Regions from separate parts of the Homo sapiens genome. Here regions 2 and 3 are each linked to region 1. Evidence: chromatin loops called from intact Hi-C (ENCODE). Cell type or tissue: ascending aorta. All regions are shown on one strand. Each heading gives the region's core, and the rest is flanking DNA. Links, peaks and the distances in the headings are about the cores only.

The links. Hi-C counts contacts between places; a loop is a spot of excess contacts. Peaks named below come from ENCODE experiments on the same cell type or tissue, not always from the same donor. Only the 100,000 strongest peaks of a DNase experiment are listed, where the experiment ranks them.
Region 2: it touches region 1 in a loop (10-fold over the local background); 5 of 110 quality-filtered maps call a loop at or near these places.
Region 3: it touches region 1 in a loop (4-fold over the local background); 2 of 110 quality-filtered maps call a loop at or near these places.

Annotation. Positions count from the first base shown.
Region 1 is chr11:45,838,791-45,846,680 of GRCh38, forward strand. No RefSeq gene overlaps it. Among named protein-coding and RNA genes, the nearest start is that of CRY2, 4.7 kb to the right of the region's middle. In ascending aorta, for the core only: a CTCF peak has its summit at 4,508 (motif pointing right); a DNase peak (open chromatin) is centred at 4,531; H3K4me3 peaks cover 900 bases.
Region 2 is chr11:45,664,513-45,668,196 of GRCh38, forward strand. CHST1 (carbohydrate sulfotransferase 1) reads right to left here and starts at 1,110. Exons shown (of 4, transcript NM_003654.6): 1 at 666-1,110. In ascending aorta, for the core only: no CTCF peak of the experiment used is centred there; DNase peaks (open chromatin) are centred at 1,259 and 1,559; H3K4me3 peaks cover 1,317 bases; H3K27ac peaks cover 1,731 bases.
Region 3 is chr11:47,410,417-47,414,100 of GRCh38, forward strand. It overlaps SLC39A13 (solute carrier family 39 member 13), which reads left to right. Exons shown (of 10, transcript NM_001128225.3): 3 at 1,510-1,623; 4 at 1,930-2,051; 5 at 2,984-3,091; 6 at 3,181-3,270. Among named protein-coding and RNA genes, the nearest start is that of SLC39A13-AS1, 3.0 kb to the left of the region's middle. RefSeq lists enhancers at 1-298, 3,470-3,684. In ascending aorta, for the core only: a CTCF peak has its summit at 1,922 (motif pointing left); a DNase peak (open chromatin) is centred at 1,933; H3K4me3 peaks cover 163 bases; H3K27ac peaks cover 1,775 bases.

The DNA of each region.
Region 1 (7,890 bases), core at 3,354-5,853:
GATAAAGAAAATGTGGCACATATACACCAGGAATACAATGCAGCCATAAAAAAGGATGAGTTCATGTCCTTTGCAGGGACATGGATGAAGCTGGAAACCATCATTCTCAGCAAACTAACACAAGAACAGAAAACCAAACACCACATGTTCTCACTCATAAGTGGGAGTTGAACAATGAGAACACGTGGACACGGGGAGGGGAACATCACAACTGGGGCCTATCAGGGGGTGGGGGCTAGGGGAGGGGTACCATTAGGAGAAATACCTAATGTAGATGACAAGTTGATGGGTGCGGCAAACCACCATGGCACGTGTATACCTATGTAACAAACCTGCACGTTCTGCACATGTACCCCAGAACTTTAAGTATAATAAAAAAAAAATAGAATTTCTGAGTGGAATACTTGTCTTTTAAAAGTCCTGGCTGAGCATGGTGGCTCATGCCTGTAATCCTAGCACTTTGGGAGGCCGAAGTGGGTGTTTCACTTGAGCTCTGGAGTTTGAGAACAGCCTGGACAATATGGAGAAACCCCATCTCTATGAAAAAATACAAACACTAGCAGGGTGTGGCGGCACGTGCCTGCAGGCCTAGCTACTTGCGAGGCTGAGGTGGGTGGATGGCTTGAGCGTGGGAGGTTGAGGCTGTGGTGAGCCATGACATGTATACTCCAGCCTGGGCGACAGAGCAAGACCTTGCCTTTTCTTGTTTATTTGTTTGTTTTTGAGACCAAGCCTCACTTTGTTGCCCAGGCTGAAGTGCAGTGGTGTGATCTTGGCTTACTGCAACCTCTGCCTCTTGGGTGCAAGTGATTCTCATGCCTCAGCCTCCTGAGTAGCTAGAACTACAGGCATGAGCCATCATGCCTGGCTAATTTTTGTTTTTTTGTAGAGACGGGGTTTCACCATTTTGGCCAGGCTGGTCTCGAACTCCTGACCTCAGGTGATCCACCCGCCTCAGCCTCCCAAAGCGCTGGGATTACAGGCGTGAGCCACTGTGCCTGGCCTGAGACCTTGTCTTAAAAAAATAATAATAAAAGTCCCGTTCTGGTTCTGAGGCTTATTTTATTTTTTATTTATATTAATAACAGTCTGTAAGTTTTTTAATAATATCTTTGTTAAAATAATTCACATAACATACAATTCACCTATTAAAAGTAAGCACACTTCAATGGTTTTTAGTATATTCACAGAGTTGTACAACCATCATCACAATCAGTTTTAGAACATTTTCATCATCCCATTAGTGTTTACTCCTCATTTTCCTCACCCCCAGCCCTCCTAGCCCTAGAAAACCAATTTCTGTCTCTATGGATTTGCCTATTCTGGACATTTCATATAAATGGAATTCTATAATACAATATGTGGTATTTTGTAACTGGCTTCTATCACTTAACATAATGTTTTCAAGGTTCATCAATGTTGGTATGTGTATCAACACAACACCCCTTTTTTTTTTTTTTTTTTTTTTTTTGAGATAGGGTCTTGCTTTTGTCGCCCAGGCTGGAGTACAATGGCACAATCTCAGCTCACTGCAACCTCCACCTCCTGGGTTCAAGCGATTCTCCTGACTCAGCCTCCCGAATAGCTGGGATTACAGGCGCCCGCCACCATGCCCGGCTAAGTTTTGTATTTTTTGTAGAGATGGGGTTTCGCCATGTTGGCCAGGCTGGTCTCGAAATTCTGACCTGGCGATCTGCCCACCTCGGCCTCCCAAAGTGCTGGGATTACAAGCGTGAGCCACTGCGCTCGGCCAACACTCCCTTTTTATTGCCAAATGATATTCCATTGCATACAGAGACATTTTATTTACTCATTCATCAGAAGATAGTCATTTGGGTTGTTTCTACTTCTTTGGCTATTCACACATTAGTTTTGTCGGATTGCGAACTTTATGTAGTGGATATATACATATTGTGTTTTTCTGTCCTCACACCACTGTAAAGAACTGCCTGGGAGTGGGTAATTTATAAAGAAAAGAGGTTTAATTGACTCACAGTTCCACACGCTGTGCAGGAGGCAGGGCTGGGGAAGCCTCAGGAGACTTATAGTCATGGCGGAAAGGCGAATGGGAAGCAAGCACATTTTCACATGGGTGCAGGAGAGAGAGAGAACGAAGGAGGAAGTGCTACACACTTTTAAACAACCAGATCTTGGGCCGGGCGCGGCGGCTCACGCCTGTAATCCCAGCACTTTGGGAGGCTGAGGCGGGTGGATCACGAGGTCAGAAGATCGAGACCATCCTGGTTAACACGGTGAAACCCCGTTTCTACCAAAAATACAAAAAATTAGCCGGTCGTGGTGGTGGACACCTGTAGTCCCGAGGCAGGAGGATGGCGTGCGTGAACCCGGGAGGCGGAGCTTGCAGTGAGCCGAGATTGCACCACTGCACTCCAGCATGGGCAGCAAAGCCAGACTCCGTCTCCGTAAAAATTAAAAAAAAAAAAAAAACCCCAGATCTTGTGAGAACTCACTATCACCAGAACCGCAAGGGGGAAATCCGCCCCCATGATCCAATGATCCAATCACCTCCCATCAGGTCCCTCCAATACTGAAGATAATAATTCAACATGAGATTTGAGTGGGGACACAGAGCCAAACATATCACTTATATAAATATTTTCTTTGGTTTCTGACTTCTTTCAGTTGATATTAAGTTTGTGAGAATCACCCATGTTACTGCTGCCTGTAACTGTAGGTTTTTTGTATGGTATTCCTAAGTTTGAATACAGCACAATTTTTTAGCTATTCTTTGTCTAATGGACATTTGAGTTATCCCTGATTTATTATTATTACTAATAATACTGCTATGAACATTCTTGCACATGTCTTTTGGTGCACATGTGCACGGATTTCTGTTAAGTATATGCTAGGAGTGAAACTGCTGGGTCATAGAATATATCGTTCATGATTTGTAAGGTATTTGGCTTTTCGAATTTAATATATAACAGACACTTTTTTAAAGTGGTTGTATCAATTTACACTCCCAACAGCAGTGTATTTTAATTGCTCACATCCTCCCAAACACTTGGTTTTATCAATCCTTTTAACTTTATTCATTCTTGCGGGCCTATAGTGGTACCTCATTGTGGTTTTAATTTGTAGCTCCCTAATGAGCTAATGAAGGTGAGTACCTTTTCATGTGTTCATTGCCCACTTAAATATCCATCCTTTGGGGCGGGGGTGTGTGGAAAGTGTCGCAGGTAGCCACTATCTGGGGCCAGTGTTGTGCAGGCAGTAAAAAGAATTTACGAGGACAGTTGTAGGTAAAGAAAGGCAGATTTATTAGAGAAAGTATGAAAAGACATTGCAAGGGTACAATGGGCAGGTCAGCAAGAGAGGAGCTGACTACAAAGAGACAAAGGCTTGCTGGGGATTTTATAGGATGGTGCTTGTGCTGTGTACTGAAGAGGGCTTTGTGCAGTGCTGATAATGCCAAGGTTGCAGTCAGCTATCAGCCAAGGGACTGGTGATAGCTGGGCACAGGAAGATTGTGAGTTATTTGCACAGGAGGGCTATGTGTCCTGGGCCACAAAGAAAGGTAGACTTACAGTTTATCTGCTTTTTCTTTTTGCTTTCCTTCAATCCCACCAGTCTGACTCCTTTTGCCTAATTAGGACTCTACAGAAAGTGCCTATTCAAGTCTCTGGCCTAGTTTCAAATTGGATTGCCTATCTTTTTTTATTATTATGATTTCTAAGGGCTGTTGACATATTCTGGATTTGAGCTCTTTAAGAATTATAAATATTATGTAAGTATCTTTTCTCATTCTATGGTTTGCCTTTTCACTCTCCGAATAATGTTTTTTGATTAACAGTTCCTAATTTTAACACAGTCCAACTCATCAACATTTTCTTTAATGGTTAGTGCTTTTCATGTCTTTTTCAAGAAATGTTTGTCTTCCCCCAAGGTTGCGAAGATATTCTCCAATACAATCTTCTTAAAGCTTTATCGTTTTACCCCTCACATTAAGCATATAATCTATCTGGAATTGATTTGTATGTTGTGAGATGGAGTCAAGTTTCACTTTTTTACAATGGAATACCTGATTGACCCATTACTTTCCCCACTTCTTTACGGAGACATCTTTGTCGTGAATAAAATGTCCAGATTCATGTGGACCTGTTTCTGGATTCTCAATTCTGACTTATTAGTCTATTGACCTTTCCCTAATTTCATATTGTACTTTTATTATAAGTATCATCATCCCCATTTTACAAATGAGGAAACTAAGGCACAGAGAGGTTAATTAGCTCGCCCAATTAAGTAATTTGCTAGTTAATGTCAGATCTGGAAATGGAACCCAGGGAGTTTAGTTTTACGGTCTGTGCTCTCAATAAGCTTTACTGCTTCTCAAGCTTAACAGTTCCAAGAACAAACATTTTACGTCACTACATCAAAATAGGCTTTTGCGTGAAGCCTTGGGAACAGGCATGCCACCTCTGCACCCTGGATTGGTCCTGGTGTTCCCCGCCCAGCCGCAAACCGAACCGCCGCTGTCCCAGTCCTACCACTAGAGGGCGCGGATAACTTAAACTGGCCGGGGACTTCCCTCCCGCCGCGCCTGGTTACCTTCAGCCAATCATCAAATATTTACCCAAAGCGCAGTTCAAAGCCAAAGTAGAAAGTTGTCTAATCCAGTCTCCATGCAGGACATTAACAAAAAGAGACAAAACAGGACTGATCTATCTGCGTAAGTATCTTCGGGGGAGAAAGACGCCACTCAGTTCCTGGCTAATTCATCTCATCCTTAAAGCACCTTATCCTAAGTCTCTCCAATCTTTCACTCTTCCTAGTGTAAACTAGGTTGTTTGGCATCCTCATGACAACCACTCTTTGGAGGTACTTTTTACAAGGTGTACACTAGAGTGCATTATTATGAGATCAAAAATTAGCTTTTATTTCTCTCGAAGAGACAATAGTACCCCATTACATTTCACTTCCTTAGCAATGTACAGGTTTCTTTGGTCTCTGTCCAATTTCTCTGTGTCCCTTTTAAAGTGTAAAAACCCAAAGTGGACTTTGCACTCTAGTATTCTATCTAGTGTCAGATTTACTTCCCGATTCTTTTTTTTTTTTTTCCGAAGTCTCACTTCGTCACTCAGACTGAAGTCTGGTGGCGTGATCTTGGTTCACTGTAATCTCCACCTCCCGGGTTCAAGTAATTCTGCTGCCTCAGCCTCCTGAGTAGCTGGGATTACAGGCACGCGCCACCACACCTGGCTACTTTTTGTATTTTTAGTAGAGACGGGGCTTCACCATGTTGGCCAATCAATTCCTGACCTCAAATGATCCTCCTGCCTCGGCCTCCCAAAGTGCTGGGATTACAGGCGTGAGCCACCGCACCCACCCTACTTCCCGATTCTTGAATGTTACACTGTTAATATACTGAAGCAATATGCAATTATTCAATGAAGTATTAATAGTTCATCTTTATCAACTTGACAACACAAACCACAAAAAAACACAAAAGTAATGATGCAGCAATATACAACATGCTTAATATTTTAAGTTTTAAAAAAGCTGGGCCGGGTGCAATGGCTCATGCCTATAATCCCAGCACTTTGGGAGCCCAAAGAGGGAGGATCGATTGAGGCTAGGAGTTGATTGCTTCAAGACCAGCCTGGGCAACATAGCAAGACCCCTGTTTTTACCAAGAAAAAAATGTTTTTTAAATTAGCTGGGCATGGTAGTGTGTGCCTGTAGTCCTAGCTACTCAGGAGGCTGAGGCAGGAGGATCCCTTGAGCCCAGGAGTTTGAAAATGTATTGAACTAGGGTCACAGCACTGCACTCCAGCTTGGGTGACAGAACAAGACCCTGTCTCAAAAAAAAAAAAAAAAAAAAAAAGAACAGGCTGGACACGGTCGGTGGCTCACACCTGTAATCCCAGCACTTTGAGAGGCCAAGGCAGGTGGATTGCCTGAGGTCAGGAGTTCAAGACCAGCCTGATCAATATGGTGAAACCCTGACTCTACTAAAAATACAAAAATTAGCCCAGCGTGGTGGCTGCCACCTATACTCCCAGCTACTTGGGAGGCTGATGCACGAGAATTGCTTGAGCCCAGGAGGCAGAGGTTGCAGTGAGCTGAGATCACGCCACTGCACTCCAGCCTGGGTGACAGAGCAAGACTCCATCTCAAATTAAAAAAAAAAAAACAAACAAAAAAAAAAAAAAAAACACAACCCAGGGAGCACTGAACCTCTGCTTTGATTAAAGTTTTAAAACTTAAATGTTTGTGGACAAAGTCTAGAAGGCAACATGAAGATAAGAAATAATTGATTTGTTAGGTTTTGGGAACTGAGGTTGATTACTTGTTTTTTCATTATTGGCAAAATTTCAAGGACTTTAAAAAAATAAGTAAAATATTTTATGTAGTCAGCAACTTATGGAGCCCACATTACATGTAAGACCCAGGGCTGAGCATTACAAGGAAGACAAAACCAGACACAGGTCCTGCTGTTCAGAATAACAGTAGCTGACACAGTACAAATGCTTACTATATCCTAAGTGCTATTATCACCCTATTGCAAAGATTAAGAAAGTGAGGAACAGAGAGGTTAACTAGCTTATCCAAGGTCACAGAGAATAAAAGCAGAACTAGAATTTGAACTCAGCAACTCCAATGTGCAAAGCCTCAGGTTTAACCATTACATCACACTGCCTCTCATGATAGCTTAATAAGAGAGCGAGGGGAGGGGAGGGAAGTGACTTTTGATCATTCAACAAATGTTTTTTGAGCACCTACTATATGTTAGGTACCAGAGTACCAGCTGAGAAGACACTGAAAAGTAAGACAAGCACAGTCCCTGCCTCACAGGGTTCACGGAATACAGATATAGCATTATGGGAATTTAGAGGAGAAAAAGGGAAGAGGACCCATCTCTGAGGTTAAGGGAGAACCACCTCCTTACACTCTGTTTCATTCCTAGCAAAGCACCAACCTTGTGGAGAGAAGAGGGCATAGGAGAGGGGGAACACAAAACCTTAAAATAAAAGTAATGAAAGATTGCATCGATTTATTCAGCAAGAATTTGGAAAGGAAATTCAAAAATAAGGAAAGGGTCAGGTAAGCGGACTAGGATAAACCTTTAAGAGCCTGCCAATATGAGACTCTAGTTCAATTTTTACTCAAATAATCCTTGAGCGTTAGGTGCCAAGCCCTGAGCTAGACTTCAGACATACAACTGTATGTAAATAAGCCACAGCCCCTGCTCTCCAGGAGTTTATACTCTAATGGGGCAGAAAGACTTTTAAGCAAGAAATTTCAGTATTGTGTGCCAAGACAAGTGACCAAAAAGAAGCACAGAATAAGATGGGGCACTATTCAGGTTGGGATCAGACAGCAAGAAGGTGACATCTATACTGAACAATGATACAGAGCAAACTGGAGTTAGAAACAAAGATGGAAGAGGGAGTGTGATCTAGACTGCTGGAACAGCTCGTGAAAAGCCCTGGAAATGACAGAGAATGCCTAGGATTGCAGTGACACTGGTTTAGAGAGTGGTGCCAATTAATGCCACTAAATTGCAGACTAAATTACTAAATGCTTTCATCACTCTGTCCCAGGTCCAGGAAGGGTTCCAAGCATGGGCTCAACCTAGGGTCAAGTTGAAACAGACTGTTTTCCACCTGATAACCCCAAAGCTGCAGCTTGACTAAGCCGTCTTAGCCCAAGAGGGTTCCACCTGGCGTCCCAGAAGAATGGGGACAGTGTCCTCCACATCTCTGAACCCTACCCGGAATCCAGTACAGTGCTTTGCACACACTGGATCTACTAAACAGACTAAAAGAAAATAAATTCATCTGATGGCATAATTACTATCTCAATTCAAGTCCCCCACATTCCCAGTCCTTACTCCCAAATCCTCTACTGCTGCATATTAGGGCACTC
Region 2 (3,684 bases), core at 456-2,955, 180 kb before region 1:
ATCCCAGCTAGGGTTACTCTGGGCTGTTACCGCGAAAGCCAGCACTGGGTCCCTGGAGCCTGGGAGGGGCTGATCCCCGGGTCCTACCCAGAGAAGAGCGGGAGGGTTGTTCCGGCTTTCCGTGGTGGGCTCTGCACCATCCGGCGGCTCCGGCCCCACAGGGGCCCAGCTCATCGCAGCGGTCTGGGTGCGGAGGCCGGGCCAGGGCTGGGAGCAGGAAGCAGGGAGCGGCGCCCCCGCCTCCGGGTGCAGCTGGGTTTGGAAAGTTGGTGCGGGCGCGGGGACCTCAGGGTCTCAAGGCGCCTCCGCAGACCCGAGCCAGGCGGGTCGTGGGACGGTGAGCCCGGAGCAGCCCCTGAGTGCGCTCCGCAGCGGAGGGGAGCCAAGCGCCTCGGGGGCCACCGCGCGTCTCAAGTTTGCTGCCCTCCTCGAATGGGGGCAGGGAGGGCTGAGGTGATCGCGGCGCTCACCGGCCACCAGCCCCGGCAGCCCCTTCCTGCGCCCAACACGCCGCCGTTCCTCGCCGCCGCCACCCCTCCGCTCACCGCCGGTAGCTGCTGTCCCCGAGCGGAGGGGCGTCTCCCACCGCGCCCGCGCCCCTCCCGGCTGCTGCGGCGGAGTGTCCGCTCCCGCCCGCCCCGGAGCCCGCGGGGCCCGGCCAATACCTGGTCGGGGACGCGCCGGGAGCAGCTGCAGCGCCCAGCGCCGGCTCCATCCTCGGGTCTGGAGTCAGGGTCGCCGGGGACCCGCGGGTGGCGGCGGCGGCAGCAGCCGCGGCGGCATCCTCCGCCTCCCGCGCCCTCCTCCTCGGCCTCCCTCCTCCCTCCTCTTCCTCCGACTCCGCGCGCGCCTCACGGGCCCCTCTTCATGGCCCGGGGGCGCGAGCCCGGGGCGGCTCGAGCAGCTGAGTGCGTTCTCTCCGGCCGGACGCGGGACCCGGGGCCGGGGCTCAGGGACCCGAGAGATGCCGGGACAGGGGCCGGGACCCGGAGCGCCGCAGCCCCGGGCGCCGGAGGAGAGCAGCAGCCGCAGGCACCAGAGCCTCTCGGAGCGCCCGCCCGCGTCCCCGAGCCAAGAGCAGCGGCGGCAGCGGCGGCTACAGCTCCGAGCGAGCGGCAGGCGCTGCGGTCCCGGCTCCACCCCCGAGCCGCCCGCCCCTTCTCCTCCCCACCCCTTCGGCGCGCGCCTTCCCGCCCCCCGCGCCGCCCCAGCCGCGAGCGCCCTGGACACCCACTCCGCAGCCAGGCTCCGGAGCCCGCCCCCACCCACCCGCCGGGGGCAGCCACGCCCACCACCCGGACTTCGGGCGGCCGGCGGGCAAGGGCACCGGCTGTCTCTGGCACCTCTCCGCGTAGCCTCCCTTCCCCTTACCCCCGAGGGCGCTGCTGGCCGGGCCGCCAAAGCCTTTCGCCCCCCCAGCGCCCCTCGCCGCGGAAGTCCTGCTGGAGTCCCAGCCTGGCCCCTGGCCCAGCTGTCCTTTACCTCTTGCCCAGCCAGCGGCACAGAGGGACTTCAGAACCCAGAACTGAAGCCAACCATCTCTGTGTGCAATACCCTGACACACACCCCTAGCCTTTCCTCCTTCCCCGCCCCTCTGCTTCTCAAGTGTGGGGATGAATCATTTGTCCCCGCTGCAGTTGTCCCTCTTGGGCAGGGTCAGGGGGTGTCTTAATGGGACCTTAGAGTGGGTTTGCTGGCTGACCGTCTTCTAGGCCGCTCCTCCACACTGCCCACCTTCTTCCTACCAGACTGCCCCTGGCTTTCTAGGTGGCAATCTGGAGCCACCACTGCTTTTATGGATGAGGGATGGGGACAGAGCTGGCCAGCCGAGCACCTTGGGCCTGTATCCTCTGCACAAATATTGACTGAGCATCTTCCACAGGCCTGGCCTTCATGGGCACCAGGGACTGGTTGATGAACCTCTCAGAGTGGAGTGGAGGAGAAGCAGGGTGCATGAGCAGAGCAATATCATGTGATCAGTGGCCCCTGGGCTGGAGAGGACGGCCAGGAGTCCCAGCTCTGCCACCACATCTGACATGACTGAGGCTGCCCACCCCAGTGGCCTGTTTCCTCATCTGGAGACTAGGAAGGTGCTTTGTCTGGCTGAACCTCTGATGCTCCTCAGTTCTGACCAAATGGTTATTTCTGAAGCAGAGGAACAGTCAGCCTTCATCTCCACCTGGAATCTCTGATTCCCGACTATAGCTCTCCATCACTCCTGGACTGGGGCGCAGAGAGCAGTGGATGGCTTGAAAACTCCAGGCATTCTGGGAAAGCCTCGTCCCCGATGTATGGGCAAGCAGCTGCTGCCTCCATCCCACACAGTGAAGCACAGCAGAATGGTTAGCACAGCAGTTTCCTGGGTCAGAGGAACCTGCTGTGTGTTTGCTGGGTGACTTTGTGTGAGTGATCAGCCTCTCTGCGGCTCAGTTTCCTCATCCAGAAGACAGAGGTACTGATCCTCACCCTGTAGGGGTGTTGTGAACACTGGATGGTAATGTGTGTAGAGCATTCAGCAGTGTCTGGCAAGGGGGTGAGTACTTAATAATTGCACATTGTTGCGTTCAGGGTAGCCAGGAACAAACATTCACTCACTCGCCAAGAGGAGAACATGACAGCTGCACTTCCCTGGAGGACTGGGCTCTCGGGTCATCAAGAAGGTCTCCCTCTCTCCACCCAGAGCAGATGGTATGAAGGCCCTTGCCCCAAGGGTCCCACTAGACCAAATGGTCATTTATCTTGGTCACAATTGCAAACTCATAACTATAAACTCCTCTCCCCCATCTCCACCCCCATCAAGCTGGAGGGGCTAACAGCACCTTCCAGTGCGCATTCCTGTAGCCACAGCACCTGGGATGGCAGAGTCAGTCCTCAGTCCTGACTCCAAGGCTACCAAGTCTGTTTCTCCACCTGCCTTCCCCCTCCCCACCCCCACCCAGGGAGTGGCAGCGTACTGAGATGCCTAACAAGAGTGGTGCTGACCTTCCAAAAGCTAAGACTTCATGTTTCCAAATCGTGACTGTCCCTCTATAAAAAACCAAGCTCTAATAGCCTTGGGCTGAGCCATCAGAACCTTCCTTTTCACCCAGAGTTAATCCCTCCCCAAGTTTTCAGGCTGACGAGAATAGTCAGGGTTTAGAGAAAGCTTTCTCTATCTTGCACTACCAGATCCAGCGCCTCATTTTTCAAATTCTGGTGTATTTCGGGTAGAGAGGAGGGAAAAGTACATCTGGCTGACATGAAAAGATTGGTGTGGTTGTAATGTAAAGACAGAGTGGAATTTGGGAAATTTTTGAAGAACATTTAAACTCTAAAAATAGACAAAAGACCCGCTCTCAGAAACACTAGGATTCTGTCTCCCATTTCCTGGAATCCCCCACTTGACAAACATGGGTGTTTTAGGAGTGCCTATGGTGTGGATTGCACTGTGACAGGTGCCGTGGGGAAAAGGGGGAGGGGGAAACAGAAGCAAAGGGCTTGTGCTCAAGGAGTTTGGATCCTACACAATGAAGCAGCAAAGAAAAGTCACTACAAATACAATCAAATACAAAAAAATTTAGCCTTGGAAGTCAGAGGGAGGTGGACCCTTGGAGGGCCATTCAGGGAGGGCTTCCTGGAGGAGGAGAGAGTTGAACTGAGGCTTAAGAGATGGTTGGAATGTAAAAAGGCAGAAGAGCAGGAGAG
Region 3 (3,684 bases), core at 456-2,955, 1.6 Mb after region 1:
CCCAGGGCTGGCCAGGGTGTGGGAAGCATGCTGCTGCTCTTCTTAGGAGACCCCAGGTCACAGAGTGTCTGAGATGGAGGGAGAGGATAGAATAGAACTTCTCCCCTTGGTCCTGTAGGAGCTATCTAGCCAGGGGCGGCTGGCTCTGGCTTCCCCAGGAAGCTATGAGCACCTGGTAGCAGGGCCTGCCCCTGGGGAGGGGGTCTAGGAGATGGGGATGTGGGCACGGGTGGGAGCTTTGTCCTGACTACCCTTTTGTACCATGAGCATGTACTGCCCGTTCACAAATAACATGTTGTAACAAAACACGCAGGAGAGCTCTAGGGAGCTGCTAAGAATGCACGTGCCTATCCCCCACCTAAGAGGGGTGGACCAAGGCCCTGGGAATCTGTTAGAAACGAGCATCCCAGGGGCTGGTGCTGCCAGCTGGATGCTCAGGAACCATTCACTTACCAGATGGTTACCCAGCAGCTCTGTGCCAGGCACTGGGCTGAGGGCGGTGCCACAGCTGTGAATAGAGCCCTGCTTGGGCCATGGTCAGGCCTGTGCTCAACCCTCAGAGCAGCCCTGCGGGGTCAGTGCAGGGAGCACCTGGATTATTAGTTCCATTTTACAAGTGGGGATGCACAGGCACAGAGAGGTTCTTTGACCAGTCCAAGGTCACCCAGCCAGGAAATAGCAGTTTCCCCTGGGATCCCACCCCAAACCCAGCTGCCTCTGTCCTCTAGGCCTCAGTTTCTCTATCAAGCCAAAGGGTTGGACATGGCTTTCAGGCAGGCGACTTCCAACCCTGGATGCTGCAAGTCCCCAAATCTCTGCCACTTTTCTGAGAGTGACAGCAGCTGAGAAGAGAAAAATTCCCACGTAATGAGCACTTGCTGTACATATTGTCATTTAATTCCCATAAGAGCCCATAAAAGGCTCACAGCTGTAATCTCAGCAGTTTGGGAGGCTGAGGTGGGCAGATCACCTGAGGTCAGGAGTTCGAGACCAGCCTGGCCAACATGATGAAACCCCGTCTCTACCAAAAATACAAAAATTAGCCGGATGTGGTGGCACACACCTGTAATCCCAGCTACTCAGGAGGCTGAGGCAGGAGAGTCGCTTGAACCTGGGAGATGGAGGTTGCAGTGAACCAAGATCACGCCACTGCACTCCAGCCTGGGCAACAGAGCGAGACTCCATCTCAAAACAAAACAAGATAAAATAATAATTCCCATAAGACCCAATTTACAGATGGAGAAACCGAGTCTCCAAAGTCATCTGCCAAGGTCACCAGCTAGTGGGTTGGGAGCTGGGACCTGTCAGCTCTTCACCATGACATGGTGGTGGCCCTGTGGGCATTTGGCAGGGTGTGGTGTTTCTGCTGTGAGGTGGGGGACCCAGGAAGAGCAGCCACCCATATCCAGCCTTGCAGGCCCAGAAAGAGCCCAGTGAGTGGGGTGGGATGAAGGTCAGGCCAGGAGCTCCAGCCAGTCAGCCCCCAGACCCCGCATCTCTCCCTTGTAGCTGGGGCCTGGCGCCTGAAGCAGCTGCTCAGCTTCGCCCTGGGGGGACTCTTGGGCAATGTGTTTCTGCATCTGCTGCCCGAAGCCTGGGCCTACACGTGCAGCGCCAGCCCTGGTAAGTGAGGCCACACGCCAGGGGCAAGACAGTGCCAGGAGTGGGGGCCTGGTGCCCACGCCCAGGGATGGCCAGGATGACCAGGAGAGGGATTCTGGGTTTCTGGCAGGAGCTTGCCTGGGAGGGAGGGAGGGTCATTGTCCTGGTCTCTGGGCCCTGGTCCCAGTGGGAGTTCTGGGCCCCAGCTGCCCAACCCACCCTTGTCACTGCCCTGGTGCCCTGGATGAGATCCCATTCCAAATGGCCCCCTCCTATGGCCCTGGCTTGGCTTGGCCTGGCCTGGCCTGGCATTGCCGCCCCCTGCAGGTGGTGAGGGGCAGAGCCTGCAGCAGCAGCAACAGCTGGGGCTGTGGGTCATTGCTGGCATCCTGACCTTCCTGGCGTTGGAGAAGATGTTCCTGGACAGCAAGGAGGAGGGGACCAGCCAGGTGGGCCCCACACTCAAGGGCCTGGATATATCAGCCTCTGTTCTGTGGTAGTGCCCGGGGCCTGGAGGCCCAGGGTCTGAGTTGAGCCCTGAAAAGAGGGGTCTCCTGGCCCTCTCCTGGGAGCTGCGGGAGGTTGGGCCACCTTCTTTGGGACTGACACCATTAGCCCCTGATGTAGCTTGTTCTGGTAGCCTGATGGTGACAGCAGTTGGGGAGGGTTTGTTGAGTTTGGGGGCACCCAACTGATATAGCAGCAGAGGATTCTAGCTAGAAAAAACAGGGGTTCCTATCTTTTTTTTTTTTTTTTTTTTTGAGACGGAGTCTCGCTCTGTCACCCAGGCTGAAGTGCAGTGGCACGATCGTGGCTCACGGCAACCTCTGCCTCCCGGGTTCAAGCGATTCTCCTGCCTCAGCCTCCCGAGTAGCTGGGACCACAGGTGCGCGCCACCATGCCCAGCTAACTTTTGTATTTTTAGTGGAGACGGGGTTTCACCATGTTGTCCAGGATGGTCTCGATCTCTTGACTTCTTGATCCACCCACCTCAGCCTCCCAATTATTATTATTATTTTTTTGAGAAGAGTCTCGCTCTGTCACCCAGGCTGGAGTGCAGTGGCGCGATCTCGGCTCACTACAGCTTTCACCTCCCAGGTTCAAGCAATTCTTCTGCCTCAGCCTCCCAAGTAGCTGGGACCACGCCCAGCTAATTTTTGTATTTTTAGTAGAGGTGGGGTTTCACCATGTTGGCCAGGCTGGTCTCGAACTCCTGACCTCAGGTGATCCATCTGCCTTGGGCTCCCAAAGTGCTGGGATTACAGGCATGAGCCACTGCACCCAGCCCCCGTCTCTCTTTCTCCATCTCTCTCCCCTTCTGTCTGCCCTGGCTGAGTGGGGGGCATCTAATGTCACCTCTCCCTCCTTCTCCTGGCCCTAGGCCCCCAACAAAGACCCCACTGCTGCTGCCGCCGCGCTCAATGGAGGCCACTGTCTGGCCCAGCCGGCTGCAGAGCCCGGCCTCGGTGCCGTGGTCCGGAGCATCAAAGTGAGTGGCCTGCTCAGGGCCCCTGCAGCCGTACTGCCCTGAGTGGCCAGCCCCACTCAGCCCTGCCTCCTGCCTTCCCTCCTTCCCAGGTCAGCGGCTACCTCAACCTGCTGGCCAACACCATCGATAACTTCACCCACGGGCTGGCTGTGGCTGCCAGCTTCCTTGTGAGCAAGAAGGTGAGGGGCTTGGGGCCAGTGGGGCTCTGGCGATTCCAGTGGCAGCCATGTGGATTCCACCTGTGTCTGGAGTCTCTGCTTCTTGCCCCTCCATTGCCAGCGCCCTCATCTAAGGCTCTCATCCCCCATCCTCCCTGCTGCTGTCCTGGCCGCCACTGTTCTCTGATCCTGAGCCCCTGGTCTGTTCCTGTTCCCAGTACTCCTTGTTGGGTGCCTCTGTCAAGCTGCTAGGCGTGGCCCCTGCCTGCTCCTAGATGCTTCTTCCTCTACCTCCTCCCTCTGGCCTCTGGCCTCTGGCCCAGAGGCAGCCTACTCTGCAGCTGGCCGAGATCTTTCCCACCTCACACTGTTCCCCCTGCCTGGAATGTTCTCCCGCCCACGCTTCGAGCGGCTGACGACTCATCCTTGGGGCCT